Linked DNA regions of Mus musculus: region 1 is linked to region 2. The links are chromatin loops, found by intact Hi-C in ENCODE. Cell type or tissue: left cerebral cortex. All regions are shown on one strand. Each heading gives the region's core, and the rest is flanking DNA. Links, peaks and the distances in the headings are about the cores only. Region 1 holds the start of Smim13 (small integral membrane protein 13). Region 2 holds the start of Tmem170b (transmembrane protein 170B).

Region 1 (12,285 bases), core at 3,308-8,307, 350 kb before region 2:
CCTTTGCTGTCTCAGCCCTCTTGCCTTCCAGTCTCCAGTGTCCTAGCCCAGATGCCCGCTTGGCCTCCTCGTGGAGGAGCTGGGGACAGCATTGCTCAGCATGCAGAGGTCCCCTCTCCCCAACCCAGAGCACTTCTTCTCCCATTTCTATTTCTATTTTCTTCCCGGTTGTGGCCCAGCTGTTCCTCCTTATCTTGTTGGCTGTTTGATATTGGCAGGGAGATTCATTTATATTTTTAAATTGTGTCCAACTACAGGATGGCCCTTATCTGTGTAGTCTACCTTTACAAAAAGCACAGCCACAACACATTTAGAGGGAACTGGCCTTTTGTGCAGAGAACTGGAACGAAGGGCTCACGCAGATTGCAAAGTAGCAAGACAAGTCTTTCAGAGCTACGTGATAATACATGTTAAAGAGGGACACACTGTCAAGTTTGACAGAGGGCCACATGACTGAGGGCACTTAAGTCTTTAATTACTGTTTGGGACTTTCTTTTTATAGGGCTCAAGAGATATTTAGTTATATTCTTCTTTTTTTATTTTTTTCGAGACAGGGTTTCTCTCTGTAGCCTTGGCTGTCCTGGAACTCATTCTGTAGATCAGGCTGGCCTTGAACTCAGAAATCTACCTGCTTCTGCCTCCCAAGTGCTAGGATTAAAGGTATGTGCCACCACTGCCTGGAGGGATATTTAGTTATTAAAGAGGGTGGTGAGAGTGTTTCTCTGTTTTGATTGACAGGTAACACTTTTTTTTTCCTATTGAGCATGGCCTTTCCCAGCATTGCATCTGATTTTAATTATATGCTCATCTAAGTAATTATACATAAGCACAGATACTCAATAGGAGAGGCTCCCTAAAAGTTCACTCGTTGAAACGGTTTTGCCTTACTGGGCATGCACCCCAAAACAGTTCAAACTGGATCAGCCTTTTCAATGTTTCTACCCTGATACATCGGGAATACCCACTAATAGAAACCACACAAATTTGATTGTTTTTAGGGGTGTAAAAACATACACAGAGGGGTGTGTATAGTCTGATGCAGGTAGGGTGTGAGGAAGTTCTGAGGCTGCTGGGTGCACTGTTTAGAGATGGATGCGGTATATGCAGGTGAAGAGACAAGGCTGCCAACTTGTACTGATTGACCCACTGGTTTACAGTCTCCCATCCCCAGTAGGATCAATCCCCAGTCTCAGGTCACATCTCTTCTACTCCTAATTTTTATGTGGTTGACCACATCGAGTTCCAAGTAGGAGTGAGATCACACCTGCTGCTAAAATTTCTCCCCTGAGAGAGGCATAAATAACATGTTCTCCACCTCCTCCAGCAAACCCACAGACTGAGGGACCGGTCTTGTGGGAGTTTACTCTGGGGAATCAATGAGTTTGTTGTTAGGTTTGCTTACAGAACAATGGGCGAGAGGTTATGGGCAACCTTAAAACAGCCCCAGCAGCAAGTCTGAATCTAGCAGGGATGCTGACAATTCGCACGGGTGCATAGACAGAGCCTGCTTCTCTCCCTCGTCTTTCCTAGCCTGTCATGATACTTCCACACCTCTCTGAGGCCCCTGGCTGTTCTCTCCAATTCTGTTGGGTTTCTTGAAGCCTATGGCTCTGGTTTTAGGCTGGAGGGCTCCTTTAGTTTTGATGTGTCCAAGACTGTCCTTGAGTTCTTGATCCCTGCTGCCTCACTTTCCATGGTCTGGGCTTACAGATAGGAAAGCCCCACAGCTGTAAAGATAGGGGTTCTTAAAGCATCTATGGCAGGAAATTTAGCCATCATTCACCCAGAATCTCGGGTTAGAAACTTGGGGGGTTTAAATGACAGGTGATATTGTATCATTATTTAATATGTACAGCATGAGGTTTTGACTTATTTGTTTATATATACATATAAAATGACAAATAAGTCATTTTATTATATATATAATAAAAACATGCTGTTTCACAATAGTTTTTAAAGATGAAAAAAAAATGTGTAGACGTGTGTCTGTGAAGAGGGCATCAGATTCCTATGAGCTGGAGTTATAGTGAATGGTACTGGGAACTGAATTTGGGTCCTCTGCAAAAGCAGTGTAGAATTCATTTTTAAGAGTGTTTCTGTCTCTCCAGGCTCAGAGTTATCCTAGTTAAAATTCACTATCCTCCCCATTTTTCACAAAATATAATGTATTGTTATGGTGAGTACCATTCACACAACAGGTTTCTTGAACTTACCTAACTGTAATATCTCACTTTTGACCAATACCTCTCTTCTCCCAGTTCCCTGTATCCACCAGCTTCCTCTAAAGGGGAGAGGGTGGGCTCCATTCTCTCCTCCTACAAGACCAACACTTTTAGGATGAAATCATGGTGTGTTTGTCTGGCTGACTTATTTCAGTTAATGCACTATCCTCTAAGTTCACCTCTGTTTTTGCAAACGATTTGATTTTGTTCTTTATTGCAAGTAGGATGCACTGTGTTCCATTCAGCCACCATTTCTTTACTCACTCTGTTAGTTTGGTTCTCCATCTTGGCTACTGTCAACTATTGCTGTAATGAAGCTGGTGGCACAGATGTCTCTTCAGCATATTGATTCATTTCCTTTGGATATATACCCAGCAATAAAATTACTGGGTCATGTGGTATGTCTAATCTTAGTATTTTGAGGAGCCTGCATGTGGTTTTCCCATAATCACTGTACAAATTTACATTTTCATTAGTGTGTAAGGATTCCCTTTTCTCCACGAGTCTTCCTTCCTTCCTTTCCTCTCCTCCTCCTCCTTCTCTCTCTCTCTCTCTCTCTCTGAGATATGGTGTCATACAGTCTGTCTTAGTCAGGGTTTCTATTCCTGCACAAACATCATGACCAAGAAGCAGTGGGGAGGAAAGGGTTTATTCAGCTTACACTTTCTACATTGCTGTTGATCACCAAAGGAAGTCAGGACTGGAACTCAAGCATGCCAGGAAGCAGGAGCTGATGCAGAGGCCATGGAAGGATGTTTCTTACCGGCTTGCTTCCCCTGGCTTGCTCAGCCTGCTCTCTTATAGAACCCAAGACTACCAGCCCAGGGATGGCACCACCCACAAGGGGCCCTTCCCCCTTGATCACTAATTGAGAAAATGCCTTACAGTTGTATCTCATGGAGGCATTTCCTCAATTGAAGCTCCTTTCTCTGTGATAACTCCAGGTTGTGTCAAGTTGACACAAAACTAGGCAGTACACAGTCTAAGCTAGTCTTGACTTCACCGTGTAGACAGGGCTGGCCTTGAACTTCTGACCCTCCTTCTAAGTGCTGCTAATTATGGCGGCACAGATCCAGCCTTTTCAAGTCAGTTTAGATTTCTGTTTCCTTCACTCTTTACCTCTCGTCCATCCACACTAATCCTAATGATTTAATGTGTCCTACATCTTCCCACTTTTCACCAAGCCAGAGACGACTGCTCTCATCCAAACCTTGATTCAATAGTTCCAGGGTAGTTCTGACACGTGCCCAGAGCATCCTGCACATCTGAGATTATTCTTTGCGAGCCACAGTTTTGGAGGATACATTATAATCCACTTGGGAGCTTTACAAAAATCTACTTTGCCTGCTCCTTGCCCTGAAGACTGGCATTCACTCTGTGGGGATAAGAGATGGGCATTTGTAGTTTGAGTTCCTTTTGGTGAGTCAAATGCACATCAGACTTGAGGGGTTGGAAGGGAGGTCAAGTTTATCTGGCTCTTGGGGGCTGCACACACCGCTCTTCCTATGTAGACGCTCTTCCTGTAGGTCTTTCCATGGTTGGATTTTTCACTCAGGACTCAGATCAGATGTTACTTCCTCAGGAAGTTCTTTCTCGATGACTACAATCTCAACACCCCCATGTTCGCCACAGTGCTTTACTTATTTTCATTGGGGATTTGCAATCCTTGCACACCCCTATTTATGTTATTGTCTGTATTGCCATGACTTTTTTTTAAAGATTTATTTATTATTATACATAAGTACACTCTAGCTGTCTTCTGACAGAAGAGGACATCGGATCTCATTACGGATGGTCATGAGCCATCATGTGGTTGCTAGGATTTGAACTCAGGACCTTCGGAAAGGGCAGTCAGTGCCATCTCACCAGCCCCTGCCATGGCTTTATCCTTGGCACCTCAAAGAAGTCCAGAGCACACAGAAGTGTTTGTTGTATGTGAATGAAAGAGAAGGTAAAAAGGTCTGGATTCTTCCTGATTTCTTTTGAACTAGATCTATTCAAATGTATTCCTTTCAACCAGATTGTAAATCAAACGTGCTCCGTTATGCAAGTGAGTTGGATCATCTGCTAAAAATGAATAAGTTGATTTCTAAATTTATTGCATCGAGCTCAACTCTCTCCACAGGAACTGTATATTAAATCTTGCGCAAAGCCAGTAATGCCTTGATGTATTTTTATGCTGCGTCTTAGCTGGAAAGCAGTTTACACAGTAGGGCATCTGGGAATGGCTAGCACAGAGTTGCAGTGGAAGGCGAAAGCCTTGATTTCTCAGGGAGGAAAGGGCTGATCACCTCTTGCGTTAACAGATGTGGCAGAACTGGGAGTTTTAATTTCAAATAGAAAAAAAGGACTTGAGATAAATACCTTGTTTTTCAGAAGTTAGTTCAAGCAAATGTGGCAAAACCTTTGGCTGTTGGCCAGATGTTGCTTGAATTAAAGGAGACAACAGAACGAAACTTGCTAAACAGGTAGGTGAATTAAGAGCACAGATGTCTCTAAGTCACTCACCAGTTACTTCTGAAGCGTACTATCTGTGAAAACACAACACAACATCTGTTGCTGGGGGAGGGGGAAGGCTTTCCAGATTCTGACGTCAGGGGACTTATTTCCTCACAAGTAACTAACCTTTGCCGGGAGCAATAGGTTGGGTTCAAGTACAACCTGTTTTTCAGGCAACAGCCATCCTCTTTTCCCTTTTGCTCACTAAAACCAATTTTGTATTTGAATTAACGGCTGAAATGTAACTGGCACCTCGGCAGGGAGACAGTCCGACGCACAGTCTTGAGAACAAGAATCAGCAGTCTCTAAGTTGGAGGTGGCGGCTCAAGAACACCAAAGGCACAGGGGACGGGAAAGGAGAGCAAGGAGAAGCCGGAGCAGCGTTGACTCCTGGGAGTGGTAGTTCGTTGCTGGGCGGAGACCTGGAGCTCTCGCCGATCTTTGCACTACATTACCCAGCAGGCCTCGCGCAGCGGCTGAGTCGCTGCGGAGTGGGTGCTTGGTGATGAGCTACCGCGGGGGAGGGGGCGGGGAGCGGAGGAGCAGCTGCAGCGGCCTCGGGGAGTGGTTGACATCTGGCGTCTCCGAGGGAGGAGGGGGACCTCGAGTGAGCTGCAGCCAGGGCCTGGCGTTCGCCGCGCCACCTCCAGATCACTCTTTCCCCGCCTCGACGTCCGCCATGGCAGCGCGTCCGTCCGTCGCCGGCCTCTCCGCTCGCCGTGGCTCCGGCTCCCCGGAGCGATGAGGAGGCGGTAGTGGCGTCCCAAGGCCCGCTCCACCAGCGACTCGGTCGCCCCGGCCGGGGGCAGGTCTGAGGGCCGGTCCCGTCGCGGCCCGCCCCCGCACCGCCAAGTTCCGCCCCCTGGGGGCGCTGCCCTCGGGCACCCGCGGTCCATGCCGCCCCGCCGCTCTGCCGCCCGCCGCTGAGCCCGCGCCCACCCCCCAGCTCTCAAAATGTGGCACAACGTGGGGCTGACCCTGCTGGTGTTCGTGGCCACGCTGCTGATCGTCCTGTTGCTGATGGTGTGCGGTGAGTGGGGGGTAACGCCGGGGGCGGTCGGGAAAGCTCGCGTGGACAAGTGTCCACGGTGATCACCTCGGTGGTCTCGGTGGCCACCGGGCTCCCAAGACCGAGTTTAGAGGAGTCATGCCTCTTGCTCAGGGCAGGTCGCCCGGGCATCACGAACCTTCAGGCTCAGCGAACCTTCAGGTCTGGCATCCTGACTCGAGGTAGAAGCACGTTTCTGCTTCCCCGGCAGGTTTGTCCTTGGTTGCCATAATGCCACAGCCTACCCAGATCTTTCACCGTGGCCTGTATTCGAAGGAGCAGTGATCGGTTTCATCTTTTTATTTGGATGTTCTGAACCTAGTGAGAGATTTCATCACCTTTTGGGTTTCCAGCGCACGTGAAGCTGTTTGTTTACTTCCAAGTTCAGGCTTTAACCAAATTCCCAGCCTACTTGATAATGGGCAGAGCCAAAAAAAAAAAAAAAAAAAAAAAAAAAAAAAAAAAACACCACTGGCGGTAATAAACTTCCAGGGTCAGGGAACCTTATCTTGGTTCTGCTGTCCTGGGGCTGTTTGGTCTGCTGCTGTGTACTTCTCTTCCCAGGAGGGAAGGAACGTTAAACTGTTCTCATGGCGTGTTTTCCATCCCTCTTAATTCGTTATGCACATAGCTGATAACCACAGGTCTCAGCCAGGAGACTGAACAATTGTGAGAGTTTGGAGAGTATTTCAAATAAATGACAGTAAGCACTGGTATTTAGAAGACCAAGTATGGGTTTGAAGTGATGGAGTATTGGGTTAAAATTTTATAAATACTGTAAAGCTTATTCTTACATAGTTAATGCTCAGTCCAGTAGCTATATTTGGAAAGATATGCACTTACATATTTAGACACCTATATGTGTATTTAAATTTTGTCAGTAATGCTGACTGAACCGAAGGCTTCACATATGCTCAGCACATGTTGAACTACATACAGAGCTAGTCCCAACTCTAACATTTTTGGCTAATTCTAGTGGTTCTAGATCTAAAGAATCCTTTTTAAAATCGGGGTCTCACTACGTAGCCTTGGCTGGCCTGGAGTTCACCATGTAGACCAGGCTGTTCTTGAACTCATGGAGGTCCAACTGCCTCAGCCTTCCAAACCCTAGGATTAAAGATGGCCAGTTTTGCCCAGCTGTGGTGGCGCACGCCTTTAATCCCAGCACTTGGGAGGCAAAGGCAGGAGGATTTCTGAGTTCAAGGCCAGCCTGGTCTACAGAGTGAGTTCCAGGACAGCCAGGGTTATACAGAGAAACCCTGAAATACGATGGCCAATTTTTTCTCTTTTTTTTTTCATGACATAAAAAAATGAAATAACATCTCCCCAGTTTCTAATGTGTGAAAAGGGTGATATCATTAATTGTTGTTTGCATTTTTTTTTTTGAGGTGGGAGCCCCACCAGGTTGGCATTGAACTTGCTGTATGGAGGAGGCGGAGGATCTTGAGTTGCTGATCCATAGAGGGCTACACCCAGTTTATTCAATGCTAGGATGGAACTTCAAGCTTCCTGCAGGCTAGGCAATCCACGCCCCCAGCTCAAGGGCCTTGAAATAAGAATAAACAAACCCTTGAGCGTTAGTTGGACACAGGGGTAAAGGCGTGTGTCACCCTTTCTACTCGGAATGAGAGTGTGAGAGTGTGACATACAAGCCATACTACATCTTGGACACAACACTTATCAAACTTGCTCTGAGACATTTTAAGTCCCTGGTTGCTTTCTTACCTTTCACTGGCCGGCGGGCTGCTTAGTTTTGCTAGTTTTTCTAAGTGTCATTAGCTTCAGGAAACCTGAGCGAGAGGCAAGGTCTGATACCTTTAAAACTAACAGCTTTATCACGTAGTCCAAATACTGTTCCTTGTTGGGAAACTAATGACAGGGTAGGGCAGCCCTTTTGTTCTGACTAGAAGGTGGCTGAAGGTTGAAGAGGAGGGGGAAGGGGCAGACCTGACCTGGGACCTGGGGTGCCGTGTTAGTTTGCTGGGGGCTCCATTGCAGAATCCCAGACTGCCTTGCTTCTCCCTCAGCTATTTACTCTCACAGTGCTGGAGGCGTGAAGGGCTTTAAGGGCATCTCCTTGGCGTGTAGATGGCCGTCACCTCCTGGTACTTTCATAGGGTCTTCCCGCAGTGTGTACCTGATACCAGTCACTGGGTCAGGGCCCTGGCCCTTGTGACCTTATGTCCTTTCCAGACAGTCACATTGGGAATTAGGATCTGTAATACATGCTGGAGGACAGCCTATAGCTGAGTGATTCAGGCATATGCCCTTAAATAATTCTTACCTTTCTGTGGTCATTGACTCTTTTGAGAAACTAGTTAATGCTTTGATAATTTTCAAAAAAAAAAAAAAAGTATAAACACATTTTTTCTTACCAACTTTTTTTTTTTTTTTGGTTTTTTTCGAGACAGGGTTTCTCTGTGTAGCCCTGGCTGTCCTGGAACTCACTCTGTAGACCAGGCTGGCTTCGAACTCAGAAATTCGCCTGCCTCTGCCTCCCAAAGGACTGGAATTAAAGGCGTGCGCTACCACACCCGGTCTTATTTAGCAGATTTTGTTAAACCAACACAGAGAGTTCAGCTCTGCAGTCTCTGCCCATTGGGCCAGGTCTCCTGTTTTCTGATCTCACCCAATTCTGGCAGCTTTTTGTTTAGTGCTCACTGGACACTGGATTGTAATCTGTCACCAAGTCGGCCCCAAGGTATCAAAATGGAGCTTGCTGGAGAATGCTGACAAGCTGTTTCACACAGTGAATTCTAAATTTCAAATTTCCTAGGGAGGGTTTCCTTCTGTATATATTGGCTTTTTTTCTTAAAGTGTGTCCTGCCTATATCAGTCACTGAAGCTGCCTGTTGTCGCCGTGGGTAACATGGGTGGCTTCCATCTTACTGAATGAGTGATCATAGCCCTTTCTAATGGAGGTTTCTGCTGAGAAGCACTTTCATGTCCCCAGTGGCTGACAATCATTCCCCTCCCCCCCAACACACCCCCACCCCCCAAACAAGGTCTCACTGTATAGCCTGGACTGTCCCGGAACTCTCACTCTGTAGACCAGGTTGCCCTCAAACTCATAGAGATCCACTGTCCTCTGCCTTCCAAATGCTAGGATTAAAGGAGTGTGCCACCCCCACCCCCGCTCCGCCCCCAGCTACCCAGGTCATTTTAATAAAATACTTTGTTCAGTTTTTCAACGTTTTAAAAGCCAAAGTTCCTTTGGCCTGTGTTATATTTCTATCCTAGACTTATTTACTTGTGTATGGCTTGATGCCCTTCATTGCTACAACTGATTCTATAATTGTGACACTCGGTTAGCTGGGGGTTGTAACACACTCCAGGCCAGTGCCCTACCCGTGAGCTGCATCCCTAAGCCCTAGAATTGCCTTCCTGTGTGTACCTCCAGAATCTACACAGGCAGGAGAAATAGTTCCCATCTGTTCAGTCCATCGCTTGCTCCCACCATCCCCAAAGCCATGTTTCCTCCTCAGCAGCCGTGGGTCCTCACACAGTAAGCACTGCTTTCTCTGTTGGCCTGTCCGGGATCTCTCCTCCTTGTCTTATACTTTCTTCCTTTGTAGGCACGAGCTTTCTAAGAAAAGATACATAGAAAAAAAAAGTGTTTTGAGCTACAAGTTTAAAAAGTCTTGATTTTCAGCCCTGATATTTGATCAATATGCTGAGTATATCTGAGATTGCAAATTGCTTTTAGCTAGAGTTTTAAAATGATTGCTTTTTTTTTTTTTTTTTTTTTCCAGCTTCTAGGGCTAATCTTGAGAAGTTCCATGCAGCTCCATTTCCCTCTCTGCGCGGGTGACTTGGTTTCCCTCTTTGCTCGGTTTCTTGATCCAGGTGCCTCCCCATAGCCTTCACATCACTGGTGTACTGAAATGTCAGGACGTGCCTTGCTTCCTTTTGACTTCATTCATTTTTTTCTGGACACACCCAACTGAGAAACCGCCCCCCCCCCCCATCATTTTTGGAGTATTTTCTTCTAGAGAAGTGATCATTTCCTGATTTCCTATTCCCCTTGCTCTGGTTATTTATTTATTTATTTATTTATTTTCGCCTTCACTACTGGGCATTGAGCCCAGGCTTTTACCCTGGACTCTTTTCTTGGACATCTAGAGAGAGCTTTGCTCTAGATGTCTTTCATATGTTCATATTTAAGGGTGAGGTAATTAAAACAATAGGTTTTTAACTGGCTGTGTGGAAGCGCATGCCTTTAATCTCAGCACTTGGGAGGCAGAGGCAGGTGGAGCTCTGAGTTCGAGGCCAGCCTGGTCCAAAGAGTGAGTTCCAGGACAGCCAGGGCTACACATAGAGAGACCTGTTTCAAGCAAACAACCAACCCAAGAAAGCAACAGCACCCATGGGTTCTCTGTTAGCTGTAGGCTTACCCATGCACAGTGATTTGGTAAGAACTTAGTGTCTATTTGACGCACACCCTCTGTTGTTAATGTAGAGATCTATTCTTTGAGAGTATCAACATTTGTGGAATTCTCTTATTTCCTACTTGGATATTATAAATTTACCTCCTGTGAGAGTAGACTTTAGCCAGTTGTTTTTTCTCTTCTCTACCTTTTTTCTGTGTTTCTTGAATGTATTTTGTGTCTAACTGGCATACCCCTCTCTGCTTTTAAGTTTATGGTGAGATTAAGTCAATATCGAGTGTGGAGATTCTCTGAAATAGAAAGGCTTAATGAGCTTTTAGAGAATCTATCCTGAAAAACACAAGTCCTGGCTTTGAAGCTACCACAGGTCCATGGCAGTTGGATCTGAGGGCTAAGACCAGTTCCACATGACAGCAGCTCTGTAAGCTGGTCAGAGCCATATAGTTGGGAATCACAAAGAGCCCAAGTTCTGGGCTAGGAGGGTCGTTCATAAGAAATATCCTGGTTTGTCTGAAGCTAGACATTCAGTCTGTGTGTATGTGAACAGATGGCCACCGGGGGTTCAAGTCCAGGGTCTCACCTGCATTCCTGCACAGGGGGTCATCTTTGTTGGCTTTAGTTCACACCGGCTACCTTATGAAGTCCCTCATCTCTTTCCATCCATACGAGGCTTTTTTTTAAATATATTTTTAAAAATGACTGATCATTTATTAAGGGTGGATTTAGGCACCTGCACTGGAGAACTCAGCCCCGCTTGAGGTGATGGAAACAGTGTGCTTAGGAGTCTCAGGAGCCCATGCCAGTCACGTGCATTCCTACCCAGAAGCTTTACGGAGGTGGCCCCACGAGATTCTTTTCTCCGTTTGTATCTCTGTCTAAGTCCCTCACCCCCAGAGACTACATCTGGAGGCTGGGGGGATTGTAATCTCCAGTGAATTTACAATTCTGGTCTTGCTGGTATCTTCCAGTATCTAAAGTATGGCTATGGTGTGGCTTCCTGACTGACCTGTCCCGCTGAGACAGTGAGTCAGTGCAGCTCCCTTAGAAAGACTTAGCAGAGGGCTGGAAGAATGTAGTTCAGTGGTGTGCCTAGCAGACGAGGTGGTGGTGGTGGTGGTGGTGGATGTGGTGGTGGGTGCTCCCTCATCAACTTTACTTTTTGTTCTAGAATCAAGTATTTATTCTACAAAGTATCTTATGATGACATTAGCAACAAATGTTGGTTTTTCTAGACAGGAAGTATAGACAGCAGGTTGTTCATTGCCTTGTAAGGTGGAGAGGACAGAACACTTGGGAAAAAACTGGTTAGTAGCAGCTTACTCCAGTGGTACGTAGGAGTGTGTGTGTGTGTGTTTGCCTGTGTGTCTGTCTGAGGTAAGCCAGTTGAAATTGGCCTTTTGGAGACTGGGCTGTTTTCTAATATTGATTTCTTGACATCTCTTTACTTGTGGCTCTCAAGAAAGGTCTGGTGTATAGTTTAGCTTCGGCTTCAGGACATGCAGATTAGGCAAAAGTGACTAATTTCCAATCCGGTTTGTTCAGAGGATTAGTAGGAACAATGGCAGTCTGGTTATTACTTAACATTTTCAGTTAGAGTCTGAGCACCGTGATGTCGGAGACTTAAGTTGCATTGTTCACGGTCTGTAGATCCTAGGGTAATGGCTGGCACCTAGCATAGTAGGTCCTCATCTGAAGGATGAAGGAAAATCCCTCTGCTAATCACTGAATTCCAATAATAATTGTTAAGTGTTAATCCTGGTATAAGCCAGGATTGCCTCACTGGTAACTCCTGTTCAGTGAAATATACTTACTAGATACTTAGGGACATTTGGTGGAGAGTCATGGATATCCAAATTAACAAAGCACTATCTGTGTCCCCAGGGATGCCATCCTTCACCAAGGCTTTAGGTCATAGGTCATAGACACTGCCCCTGAGCAGAGGACACCTTGTTTTATCTTGTACCTTCACTAGGTTGCAGACTGATCCCTCTCTCTCCCTTAAACGTCTATGAAAGGCAAGGATTCCCTTTGGTCTGAGTTACTGTTGGAGCTCCTAGCTCAGCGTCTCTCTCTGAGTGGCTATCCCTACTAAACCAGAAATGTCTTGGTGTCTCTATCTACCTGGACC
Region 2 (12,285 bases), core at 4,029-9,028:
CTTGAGAGGCTTTCCTTACACACAGTCCCCAACCCTATTGATGCTCTCCACAACCTTGGCTTTACATATGGAGAGCTTCACCCTTATGTTCCCTCAACATAAGTTCAATTTCCGCTAGAAATCTAGGGTGATCCTGCTTCACTCATCAAGGTGCAGTATACAGAGAACACTCCTGCTCTAATGATGGCTTCGTGTGCAACTTTTTGGTGTTTTCCTGACCAGAAAATGTGTCTTGTTAGAGAATGCTTAACCTTTGACATCTGATCACTCCTTTAGGTTGTTGCTTTCTTAAAGCGCTAATCCTATCATGTAGTTCTTAGAAAGGCATTGCACTAATTTTTCTTAAGGAGGAATGAATAAACCCCCCTTAAAAAATACTTAATGTATGAGTGCCCTGCTGATAGACATCCACATGCCAGAAGAGAGGATCAGATCCCCTTATGGATAGTTGTGAGCCACCACGTGGTTGCCGGGAATTGATTTCATGACCTCTGGAAAAGGAAGCAGTGCTCTTAACAACAGATCAAAGAATGGATTCTGCTGAGTCCAATGTGTAACCACTGAGTTTGTTTAGCTTATTTATGGGTGAAAGCATGGGTGACAGATTATTTCCAGGAACTGCTGAACCATGGAGTGAGATGGTAGAAATTAGGGTGAGGTAATATGGGTGAGTGGAGGCTGAAGCCAGACAAGCTTCATCCTTCACCCATGAAGACTTTCTCAAAACAGCGCAGATGTGAGAAAGGATGGGAGATCATTCAAGAGAGAAGATCTGGTTTCAAACGTGAATAGCTAAGGAAGACAGTGGAACTTCATGTCTACAAAGTCTGCATGCATGGGATCAAGGCTTAGGGGCAAGTACTGGCGAGAAATGCATGCTATTTACAAAAATAAATAGTTAACAGCAAGGAAAGTTCAACTGGATCCAAGAAAATGGAGACTCTGGAGATGGGATGTGAAGAGAGGGATGGAGAAATGTTGTTGAGATGCGCTGTAGTCTGGCCTTGGACAAGTGAGCTGAGCTAGTGTTGATAGAGACAAGATTGGGAGGTGACACTCAGGATTGACAAAGAATTAAGGGAACAAAACAGATGGGGAGCCAAAGAGTTGAATTAGGAAGAAGATCACATTTAGAAGAGTTTCCATTATGACCTGGGATTGAAAATCAAGGAGAGGAAAGACGGAAGGTGATGGACTTGTAAATATGCTCAGAATGATGACGTCACTACGCACAAAGGCTCTGACCGCCACTCTTCCTAGCTATGTTACACCCGGACAACTTAATTTGCAGAGGCTTACCCACTATAAGGCTGATTATCTTTCCCCATTCATGCCTTTCCCACCAGCTTGGTATGTGATCTTATTTTGGACTGAGGGTACTGCAGCTCTAAGGGATCAATATGAGTTCATACTATAACAAGGTGGAGCTGTAATGCAGTGTGATGCTGGTGTCTTTGTAAGAAGTGGCAAGAGACATAAGGAAGATACCTATGCCTGTAATGATGGGAGCAGAATCAGGGGTTGTGAAGCAGCAAACCAGGGAGCCCCTAGGGGTGCTGGGAATAGCAGAAATGAAGGGAAGATGTGGCTCTCATCCTGCCCTAGCGTTTTCAAAGGAACAGGGCTCTTCCCTTTAGGCCTACAAGAAAAAGAAAAAAAAGTTCTTTAGAGCCGCGAGTTTGTGGCATTTTGTCGTGGCAGTCCCAGAACCTCAATACATTCAGCCACCTCATTCTTAAACTGGAGGTAATGCTTTCTCAACAAAAGAGTGAAAAATATCACACTGAAAAGTGTCTAGCACAGGGTCTGTTATAATCACTAAATAATCACTGCGCGTTTAAATACAGATGACAAATGCCTTACCTATGAAGACATGCACCATTTCAGATCAAAAAAAGCATTCTCTAGGTAGGCCACTTATTTGGTGTGACACCACACTTCAACATTTCAGAACAGTAGACTCACCCTCAAATTACAGACATTAGCCCCACTGAACACAGCTTTCACAAGAAGGCCAATTTTCTTAAAGTCAATTTTAGGTATCTGCATATGAAAGAAGAGACTCTGATTTTAAGTGAGAAATCAATGTTGACTTAAATTCTCAATGACTTAAATCCAGACAAGATTTCTTTCAATGTAACTTTGTGAAACTACACAGTATATTCAGTACATTGTTCCCTTCCAGATGTGTGAACAGCTCTAACTACCTTGTCTGAAACACTCAGGAAAAAAAAACCAAAAGATCTGGGGTGAAATTTTAATTGTGTTCTACACAGCGAGTTCAAAATAAATGACTGATCTAATTTTATGAATTTACCTTTCATTTCTCATAATTTAGACACTGGCATGCAGGCGTTGCAAGGTTTTTGCCAAGGGTAGAAAGGAATAAGCAAACTCCTCACATAGTGTCCAGAAAGAAAGGAAAATGAGAAAAGGGCAGAGGCTATAAAAACTGTTCCTCTTTAAAATAACTGTCGCAGAAGTTCCTGGGAGAAGGGAGACTTTAAAAAAGTAACAATGGCAGAGTGTAACTAGAACATTCCCATCGGTTTTTCAAAAGTCACTTTGAAATCTTCTTTTTCTTCTTAATTTCTAAAGAACATTTGACATGGAATCTATCCTTTAAGCTGTGAGACTAAAGTGGACTAAGACCACTTTTTTGACCATGCCTTATCTTTACTCCAGAGTAAATTAAAGAAAGACCTTATTTACCCCCTACTGCAATTTGAGTGCCATAGTTGACAATAGAATATTACACTGTAAACCAGGCAGTGGTGGCACAGGGGTTTAATCCCAGCACTCAGGAGGCAGAGACAGCCAAATCTCTGAGTTTGAGGCCAGCCTGGTCTACAGAGCGAGTTCTGGGACATCCAGGCTACACAGAGAAACCCTATTTCGGCAAAAACAAACAAAAGTTTAACTTTGTACTCCATTTAAACTTAGAAATACAAGACAACTCTAAGGAAGCAGACCATAAAATGGGAGGTTCCCTTGACAGCCAGACTCTTGAGTATTTGAAATGTTCTCTGGTTGCAAGGAGGAAGTGACATTTTGTTGTGCAAGCCGTTGGTCATAGAGTTCTTGGCAAACTAAGAGGTGACAATCACCCACTGCCTAGCTCAGTGAATTTCTCAACACGTATTGGCTAATGGGATGTTAAAATCCCATTGTCTTCCATTCCTTTCATAATTAGGAAAGACGGAGATACTTAGGGAGGGAATAGATTTTTCTTTCTAGTTGATTTAGTCATGTCTCAAACCTGAGATTAGATTGTAAGGCTGTGGACATAAGGCAGCTTCAATTTCTTGCTTTCATAAGGGCAAATGCCAGATGTTTGTCTTTTCATAGTTTTTAATCACCTCAGCATTTATGGAAAATAGATAGATACAATTATGTGTTATTGAGTATAGATATATAGATTATGAGTATATACCCATATATATGTTCAATATATTTACTAAGCATATATATGTGTGTATGTATGTGTGTGTTTATATATATTCCCCTCTATTCTATTTTCTTTCTTATCTAGTGTTAGGGGGTTAAAATGATGGAGAAGGGTAGAAAAAGAATCCACATAGTAGCAAAAGATGCTCTCTCTCTCTCTCTCTCTCTCTCTCTCTCTCTCTCTCTCTCTGTGTGTGCGCACACACACACACTCACACACACTCAGACTTGCCTGTTGTCTTCTATGAAGATGCAGATGTCCTGTATCTAGGGCTCTTAGTAGCATCATTTGGGTTCCAATAACGAGGCCAGCCCTGACTTTGCAGCTTTGTGGCTTGTACTGTACTAGCCTGTCTCTGAGGCTGGCTTCACTTCCATGATTGTAACTCTCCTTGGTAGACACCCGCAATATCCATACCGGGCCCCCATTAACCATTACTTTTCTCTTTCACAGCTTCATGCAGTGTCCTCTTGCAGACTTCTTGTATGGCATCTGACCATGCCACACACTGCCGGCTTTCAGCTTTCTACTACAAGCCTCTTGGTACAGCTTTCTAGTACAGCTTTCTTGGTACAAGCCTCTGTAATGCCCTTACTTTCACATGTTTCTTGTCTGAAAAACTGTACCAAGAGGTCAAAGCTACCATGCTCGGTTGTCAGCCCTAGATGTAGCCCAGCACCCTCTTGAACCACAGTTTCATTTCCTCTGTGTGTGGAGCCTGGTGAAACATTTTTTCTAGGTGGTTGTTTTGAGCAAGGAGTCCCCTCAGTGGGTTACCAGCCTCGGCTCATTCCTTTCATATGAATTTGAGTTTTCCATGTTGGCCTTACTGCCAGAGGGCTTTCTTTTGTTAGGGGTCTCAGTAATTTCCCATCACCTTGAATCTTTCCTGCCAGGCTACCTTCCCTGGCCAACCACACAGTTTTCATATCTTTTTGTTCCATTTGTCTCTCTCTCACTCAGACCTGGATGAGAGCAGTTAACAGCCACCATGCCATAGCCTGAATCCTCTCCTGTCTTGAATTTCCCTCTGCCAAACAAATGAGTCCATCACTTTTGAATTTAGCCACACTCAAGTTCTCAGGGCACTGGCAGAGTGTGATTCTCTACCAGGATATAACAGTAACGCTATCTAGCCTGATTCTTGACAGAGTCCTCCCTCACCTATGATCTCCCCTCCCCACCCTCCACCCTATCCCACCCACACCTCCTTCCTGTCCACATCTGCTGACATTCTTCTGAACGCCCACCAGAAGGACCATTAAGCATTGCCCACAACACTGGAGGGCTTTTCTAGTTCATATTTCCAAACTCTTTCACATCCCTCCCCAACGCCTGCTCCAAATGCCCAAGAACTACATGGTCAAGTTTGCACTCTAATAGCCTCGCTTCTTGGTACTGATTTTCTTCTGTATTCTATTTGTGGAAGGAATAGTAACTTGTTGTTTGAAGACTTATTATTTAACTATATGCAGGTCTGTGGGCAAGTGCCCTCAGAGGCCACAGGATCCCCCCTCTGCAGTTCCTGGCAGTTTCAAGCCCTCTGATGTGGGTGCTGGGAGACAGCACTCCCTTTCTGCACAAGAGTAGCGAGTGCTTTACCTGCCTGCTGAACAAACTCTCCAGCTCCCAACCTTTTGTTTTCAAAGCAAACAGTCAATGAGGTTTTGTCAGGCTGGGTCTTCTGCCGGTTGTGATTTCAGAGCCTTCACACTGACACTTAGAGCTTTTCCATGACCCCCCCCCCTCCGTGGCTCCTCTACTCTGCTAGGTGGGCAGCGGTCTCTGCCTTAGGGGGCGTGACTGGCTGAAACAAATGCTACAAGCGGGTTGTTTAATGTATTTCCCATCGTTCTGGAGGCTGGGAGATGCACATAAGGGTGCCACCAGACTCCGTGTTTATTGTGGGACCTTTCCTTTGCAGAGAAGCATCTTGCTGATGCATTACAAGGATGAGAAAGCTTCTCTCTCATCTTTTCTAATAGGGTCATCAATCCCATCCATGTCAAGACCTCATAATAATTTGGGAGGTCCATCAATCTGGAGAGATACAAGCAGTCAGTACACAGCACGGTCTATGCTGCTGTTCATGTTATTCAGGTCTATTGTACATTTTTGAGGTCAGACCCACGCTTTTCACAGGACAGGGAAGGAAATTACAAAAAATAAAAATGATGTTTAAATATGTCGATTTTTTTCTCATTCTTCACAGCTAGAGTTGATGTTACTTCACCTGGTGAGAAATTGGGAATGATTCATAAAGGCCTGTAAGTGAGTTTGGCTGAGGAACAGTGAGTAGCTGGGGTGCAGTGGAGGGAGGGAGGGCCCTTCTTAGAAGAGTTTTGAGCCACAGGACTCCAGTTATAATTTTCAAAGTAGGAAAACATAAGTAGATGCTTTCCTTTCAGGAGACTCCTTCACAAGTTCCTTTTGCTTGTTCTTTAGAAGAAATATTTACAGGGCAGCAATTTTCATCTGGTTTCAAAAAGTAGCCATATTTAAATGTGACAGCAATAAAAAACAAAACAAAACAAAACAAAAAAAACCCTAGCACCTCATGTTATCTATAGATCCAGATTCCATTCTGAATGCGTAAACACCTACGTGTTAAGTGCTCTGATCCTCAAAATAACTCAAGAAATATTGCAATGAAATGTAAGTATAATGTAATATGTTCTCTACAGTGAGTGACATATGAAATACATGAATATATATAAAAACTGAAGTAGATAAGGAAATATTAAGATGTACAAGTAGTGAAACTGAAACTTAGTGATTACTAACCCATTGTAGTTAAGTGTTCACATTAGCTAATGCAGTCAAACTAGGGCTAGAACCAGACACTTAGGTTTTACGAGTGACAAAATATTCAATCCGCTGCGCTATGATCGGGAAAGCAGGAAACAGTTATGAGGAAGTGGGGATGTTCGAATCTTAGATTGTTTGGAGTGAATGGACAATAGATTCTCAACCGAAATGTTTTATCAGTTGCAGTGATAGTATCGGAAACAATCATAGAGCCAACCTCAAACGTCGTCGTATAGGATTTTCCTTTAGACGGGAACGCTTCTCCTTGGACGGATGTAGAGGGACTCACAAGAAAGTTACAAAAACTCACAACAACAGAGTTAGAAGCCTTACATAATCTTCCTGAGGTTACATAAGCAGTAAACATTTGCTGGGGTAAAGACTCTTGTGTGGGCAGGCTCATGTGTGTGAGGCAGATGAGGAGGGCCTATCTGTCCATCAGGCGATAGGCAGCTGTTAACTACTATCAACATACTGCTAAAACACATTATGAACACCATTACTGTTAATGGTAATTTCTTAAATTATGGGCTCTCTTTCCAATATTCATCTACTAATAAAGATGTTGGGGATGGGTTAGTTTGACCATTTGGCAGGTGTTGACTCTCCCTTGTATCTCTGTCAGCCTTGAGCAAAAGGACTGCCAGCCAAGCAGCCGCTCTACCAGCACCAAGTATCTGGAACAATCCATGGATGCCTTAGGAAGGGAGCTTCAAACAGCTTGCCCTGTACTGTTTGCTATACAGCCCTTGATAGACTCTAGCTGATCCTGCAACTGCTTCTGCCTAGGGCAGCAGTTTTTCCTGGCAGCCTAGTAGTAGGATGGGTGTTGCTGATACAAAAGGGACCTCTGTGTAGTTGGTGCAACCACAGCCCTCCATTAGCATGAGTGATTTTCTGCGGTTGTTACAAACATCTCTTCTTTGGCTAGTTAAGCAGGTTTTCTGGTTCATTTTGTAAGCTGACGACAGGAGAGTTTAACATGTCCTTCGGAGGCTTGGCTATATCTGTCAGTGAATGTGCTCATGTTACCTAATAATGTTAAATCCCTTCGCAGCACCATGAGGTTAACTTCCCATTCTGAACTTTAATTCAGACTAGAAAGATAGGACATATACTATGGCTGCCAGGAAGAATTTAAAAAAATAGGAGAAGAAGAAGAAGAAGAAGAAGAAGAAGAAGAAGAAGAAGAAGAACAACAACAACAACAACAACAACAAAGAAAGAAATGAAGCCCCTTCTTTATCTAAAATGAATTTGATGTTAAACTCATTTATGTCTGATAGTCTATACTCCTGAATTGACATTTAATTCAGCCATTGAACCCTACACCATAGTAGGTTTTAGTACGGTTCCTCTTAATGACGCCCAAACTTTTTTCTATATTGTGGGAGCAAAACAAAAACATGCATAAATATAAACCTGCATATACATTATTGTCATTTTTAAGGTGCTCACCAAAAGCAACAATATTTAGGCAATTCGAATCTTCAGTTACTGGGCAAAAACACTTGATTGGCTTAGCTATTCTTTCTTCACTTCCTTCTGTAAACTTTAGCAGCAGAGTATTTGGAAAAAGATGGAATTGGGCGAGGGGGATGGGGTGAGGAGCACTAACGTTTTTTATGCAAACACGATTTTTTTTTTTTTAATTTCAAGTTAAAAGGTTTCAAACATCAAGGAAGACTGTAACTAGCATAACTGGAGTTAAGATGCTTCTGAGGCTGACCTTGGATTTGAAGGACAGGGAGACGAAGCTGAGTTAGTTTAAGTGCTGGGGAGATTCACAATTTTAGATGAAAAGAGTCCTATCTGGAAGAAGCGCTAGAGCCAGCCTTGGCCAGGAGGATTCATTCGGACACCTACGGGGCCCTGCGTCAATAAGTGGTTTCAGATCCTGCAGCTAAGGGGAGTTCGTATTTTACTGCTGGCCGGCCAGAAGACTGGCTGAAATGACAAAGAGGATCTATTTCTGTTTTAGTAGATTTAGCAAAGGGAGGGGCGTATCCAGGTCACTGGACGCACTCTCAGACAACCCTACAAATGAAATCTTGAGCATTTACACCTTTGCAAAAAGTTGCTCGCAGACGCCCTCACGGAGAGGGAAGGATCTGGAGCAGCGAAGCGCAGGCTCCAAAAATCCTGGCAGCTCCCGGGACCTATACACAGCTCTCTCATCCCCGCCCAGCTCACCGGTTTCAGGTTTCCGGGGGCGCGCAGTCAGGAGGGGGCGAGGGGCTTGGAGTCTGTTCCCTCGGAGCAGCCAATGAGCGGCGAGACCCAGCGGTGGCGCCAGTGACGTAGGTGGCGCTCCCTCCGCCCCACTGCGGGCGGACGCTGGGAGCCGACGACAGCCTGAGCTCCCGGGTGCCTAGGGCGGCGCGCGCGCGCGCGCGAGGAGCGGGGGGGAGGCAGTGCGCGTGCGCAGCCGCTCACCCCCGGGGAGGCGGGGCCGAGGAGCGGACACGCGCATGCGCGCGCCCCGGGGCGGTCGCGGGCGGAGGGGGCGGCTCCTCGAGTGTTGGCTACCCAAAGGCCGAGCGGCAGGCGGGCGGCAGGTGCCGCGGCCGGGCGCCGCTGCCTCGTCGCGCGTCCCCGCGATGAGCCTCGTCTCGCGGCCTGCCCCTGCCGGCTGCCGCTCCGCGCGGGCCTCACGGCGTGACCCGGGCCTCGTGGCGTGGCGGGCCCCCGCGGCGCGACGCGGGCCCTGAGCGGGAGCGGCGGTCCCTCCCGCGGCCCCAGGCCTCGCCCGCCAGCGCTCCTCGATGTCTCCCCGGCGGGGAGGACGCTGCCTGCGACACCCGCCGAGCGGCGCCCCCCGGAGCGCCCCGCTGCCGCCCCGCGGGGACGATGAGGGCGGAGGGCGCCGACCACTCGATGATCAACCTGTCGGTGCAGCAGGTCCTGAGCCTCTGGGCCCATGGCACGGTGCTGAGGAACCTCACGGGTAATGCGCCGGGCGGAGGGAGCGGTGGGGGACCCACTCCACGGGTGTTCGGGGCGTCCGCAAACCCGGCCCGGTGCGGGCCGCTGGAGCACGCGCGAGTCGCGCCAGTGCCCCGACTGGATCACAGTTCATGTTTCTGTCATTAACCCCCCCCCCCCCCCCCGCCTTTCCCCGTGCGCGCGCGCACGCACATACACCGCTTCTTGCAGTTTCGATCTTTTTTAGTCTTTCTTTCCTGGTTTAGCCCTTTTTCTTGCTGACAGATGTCAAACCAATTGCAGTACTCCTATTGCCTGCTCACCGTGATCACGGTGGACCGACCGTTCGTTCCTTTATTTGTTGAGAGAGAGAGAGAGATATGACTAAGTAGATAATAGCGGGGTCAGGGGCTGGACCAAGGTCTAGAGCAGTCGAAACAGTTGTCTTCTCTGCTATTTCCTTTTGTCTGGCTGTCTCCTGGCTTCAAGTTGCTGTATTTGTGAAATTGGAGAATTCTGTGTATTTCCCTTCATTAATCAATGTGATTGGGAATGGGGTTTAGCTACGTTATAGCATCAGGTTGTCAGAGTAAGCATTAGTACACATAATATGATTTCATATGCAGGTTTGCTTGTGAAGAAACTTCTGGTTTTCTCAGTGTGGAAGTGCTTAAACTCTTTTGAGTTCCGAGTTTTAAAAATAGCGTCTAAAGAGTAATATTGACTGGAAAGCAGTAGGGTCAACAGTTTGACTCCGGAGTAGCTGCTTTTGTGAAACCACAACCAAAACCCCAAACAAAAACTCAGTTCTTTAAAATGTCTTAACTCCAATTGAACGTTACTATTTCAAAATCTGTGTGATAGCAAATTAATAGTATGTAGTATACTTATAGGCAAAATCTGGCATGATACAGGGTTCATATGTTCAAGGAGAAAAATATAACGGCATTGCGTACCACCCAGATAAATTTTCAGGTTGCTTAATTCCTTACTTATGAAAACCACACCAGTAAAGGAGACCCTGGAGCCAGCAGAGGCGTCTTCTTAGTTGCATTTTTATAGTTCTGAAAAGTTAAATTTACATAAAGATCATCTCAAGATAGATCCCTTTATTTTACTTATGACCTTGTTCGTATTTGCCCACAGATTCACATTTATAAAGCATGAATTGTTTATTAAAGTACAATGATTAAAAACTTAGTGATATATATTGCCTGTATTAATGACCAGCTTGGCTCACTGAAGCTGTTTCGTATGTAGCTTGATAGTCAAGAGATGCTGTCTGCTGTGCCATGTACTGCTTAGCCTGTACTGCTTAGCCTGTCCAAAATAAGCAAGCAAATTCAGCTCCTAAGAGGAGACAATAAGCTCACCATTTACTGAGTATTACTCCAACTCTGCAAAGCATATACACAAAGCAATTCAGGCAAATTAAACTGCCCTAAGCCAGATAGTGAGCAAGTGGGCCTTCCGAACCAGTCTGCCTCCGAGTGTCTTCCCGTTACCACTGTACAGCTCTTCATTCAGCTTTGCCCTCTGCTCCATCAGACAGGGTGAATTTCTTGCTTCATCCTGCTACTTCTGCTCTTTGTACCTACTTCTGTTTTTAATCACATTATAATTTTTATCTCTTTTAGCTTGAATGTGTTTTGAGAGTAAGGTCTTTGTCTTGCTAAATTATGAGTCCTAGCATAATCTGGCACATAATAAGTGCTGAATCCATGTTTATTAAAGTGAGGTTGTGAAATAATACCTAATGCAGGATTTAAACCTGATGCTGTGTTGTAGTTCACTGGAGTAAACGTGCCCTTAAAGTACAATGGGGTGTTGAAGCAACTTTTGTACACAATCATCTCCCAGACTTGGAAGGCAGGCACGTGCCCACTGAATGCATTTGTATTCTGTGCTGAATTTTGGTTTCCATTTTTCTTTATTTGATATTTTCAACAGTTTTTGAGAGCTTGTTTATATTCACTTTACAGACATTGAAGCAGAGAGCAAGCTTATGTTTGGTAGCTAACATGAAAAAAATCTTTACATTTTCTGTTAATTCAGAAGACATTTGGCATCATAGCAAACTTGCAAGTAAAACAGATACTAAAAAGAAGCATAGTATAAAACAAGGCAGGCTATCTTGGATTATAGCTGAAGGAATTACAGAAGTCTAGGTATTAGGAACCTGGGTTAAATACCAAATCAAAGGGAAATAAACTCTTGCTTCTGTTCTTTGTACACACGAGCAAGTGTGATATTATTCTTTTCTTAGGATTTTACCTAAAAAGCAGGGGGTCTACCTTTGGAAAACAGTCTTATGTATGTGCTCCTTTGATAGGAATAAATGTAAACAGAGGAGAACTGGAAGCAGTAACCTAGAGCAGGCACTAGAGTCTCTGTGTCACTCTTAGCAGCCTGTGGTGAGCGATGTTGATCAGAGGCAGGGCCAGAGCCTGTCCCTGTCCCCACCCTCAGTTCCACGCCCATCCTTTCTGCCCCACATAGCTACTTAAGGCAGACAGGTCTGAGAGGTAGTAAGTCTTATGATACTTAAGATTAGCCTGGCACATATCTGTCCCAGCCTGAGGATATGTAAAGGTATCCCCAGTAGCTGGGCCCCATACATTCCAATATATCCCTCCATCTCTCTCTCTCTCTTCCCCCCCCTTCCCCCCTAACCCCAGGACTGCCTGAAACTACAGATAGCATCTAGTCCTGATTACACACACACCTATGATAGGGTTTAGTTTCTATTAGATGCAGTAAGATGCTTAACAATATCACAATAAAGCCAAAATGTTTTTAACTCTGCAGTGTAATAAAATTCCCTGTATCACAACTGTTGCACTCTGGTGCTATTAAGTAAGTAAATGGGCTATTTGAACACAAGTATCACACTGCTATCTGATAGCTAACAATCTATCTGATAAGTGAGATGAATCCGTATACCCTTGACAGAAATGATTCTTGCTTTGAGTGAGACAGAGTCGAACAGCATAAGATGTCTGAATGGCCAGCAAGTTAAAATGTATGAGTTGTTTGTTCCTAGAATTTTCCATTTACTATTTCTTAAGTGGTTGATGAAGCAGGTAGCCAAAGCCACAGAAACT

What was found. Peaks named below come from ENCODE experiments on the same cell type or tissue, not always from the same donor. Only the 100,000 strongest peaks of a DNase experiment are listed, where the experiment ranks them.
Region 1: it touches region 2 in a loop (10-fold over the local background); 1 of 42 quality-filtered maps calls a loop at or near these places.

What each region holds. Positions count from the first base shown.
Region 1 is chr13:41,244,564-41,256,848 of GRCm38, forward strand. It overlaps Smim13 (small integral membrane protein 13), which reads left to right and starts at 5,281. Exons shown (of 2, transcript NM_001135577.2): 1 at 5,281-5,751. The coding sequence starts at 5,676. In left cerebral cortex, for the core only: a CTCF peak has its summit at 5,573; DNase peaks (open chromatin) are centred at 3,887, 4,360, 5,153, 5,949 and 2 more places; H3K4me3 peaks cover 3,414 bases; H3K27ac peaks cover 2,970 bases.
Region 2 is chr13:41,597,110-41,609,394 of GRCm38, forward strand. It overlaps Tmem170b (transmembrane protein 170B), which reads left to right and starts at 8,773. Exons shown (of 3, transcript NM_001163572.2): 1 at 8,773-9,203. The coding sequence starts at 9,107. It overlaps Gm32184 (a long non-coding RNA gene), which reads right to left and starts at 8,967. Exons shown (of 3, transcript XR_382252.4): 1 at 8,450-8,967. In left cerebral cortex, for the core only: no CTCF peak of the experiment used is centred there; DNase peaks (open chromatin) are centred at 7,069 and 8,529; H3K4me3 peaks cover 1,065 bases; H3K27ac peaks cover 889 bases.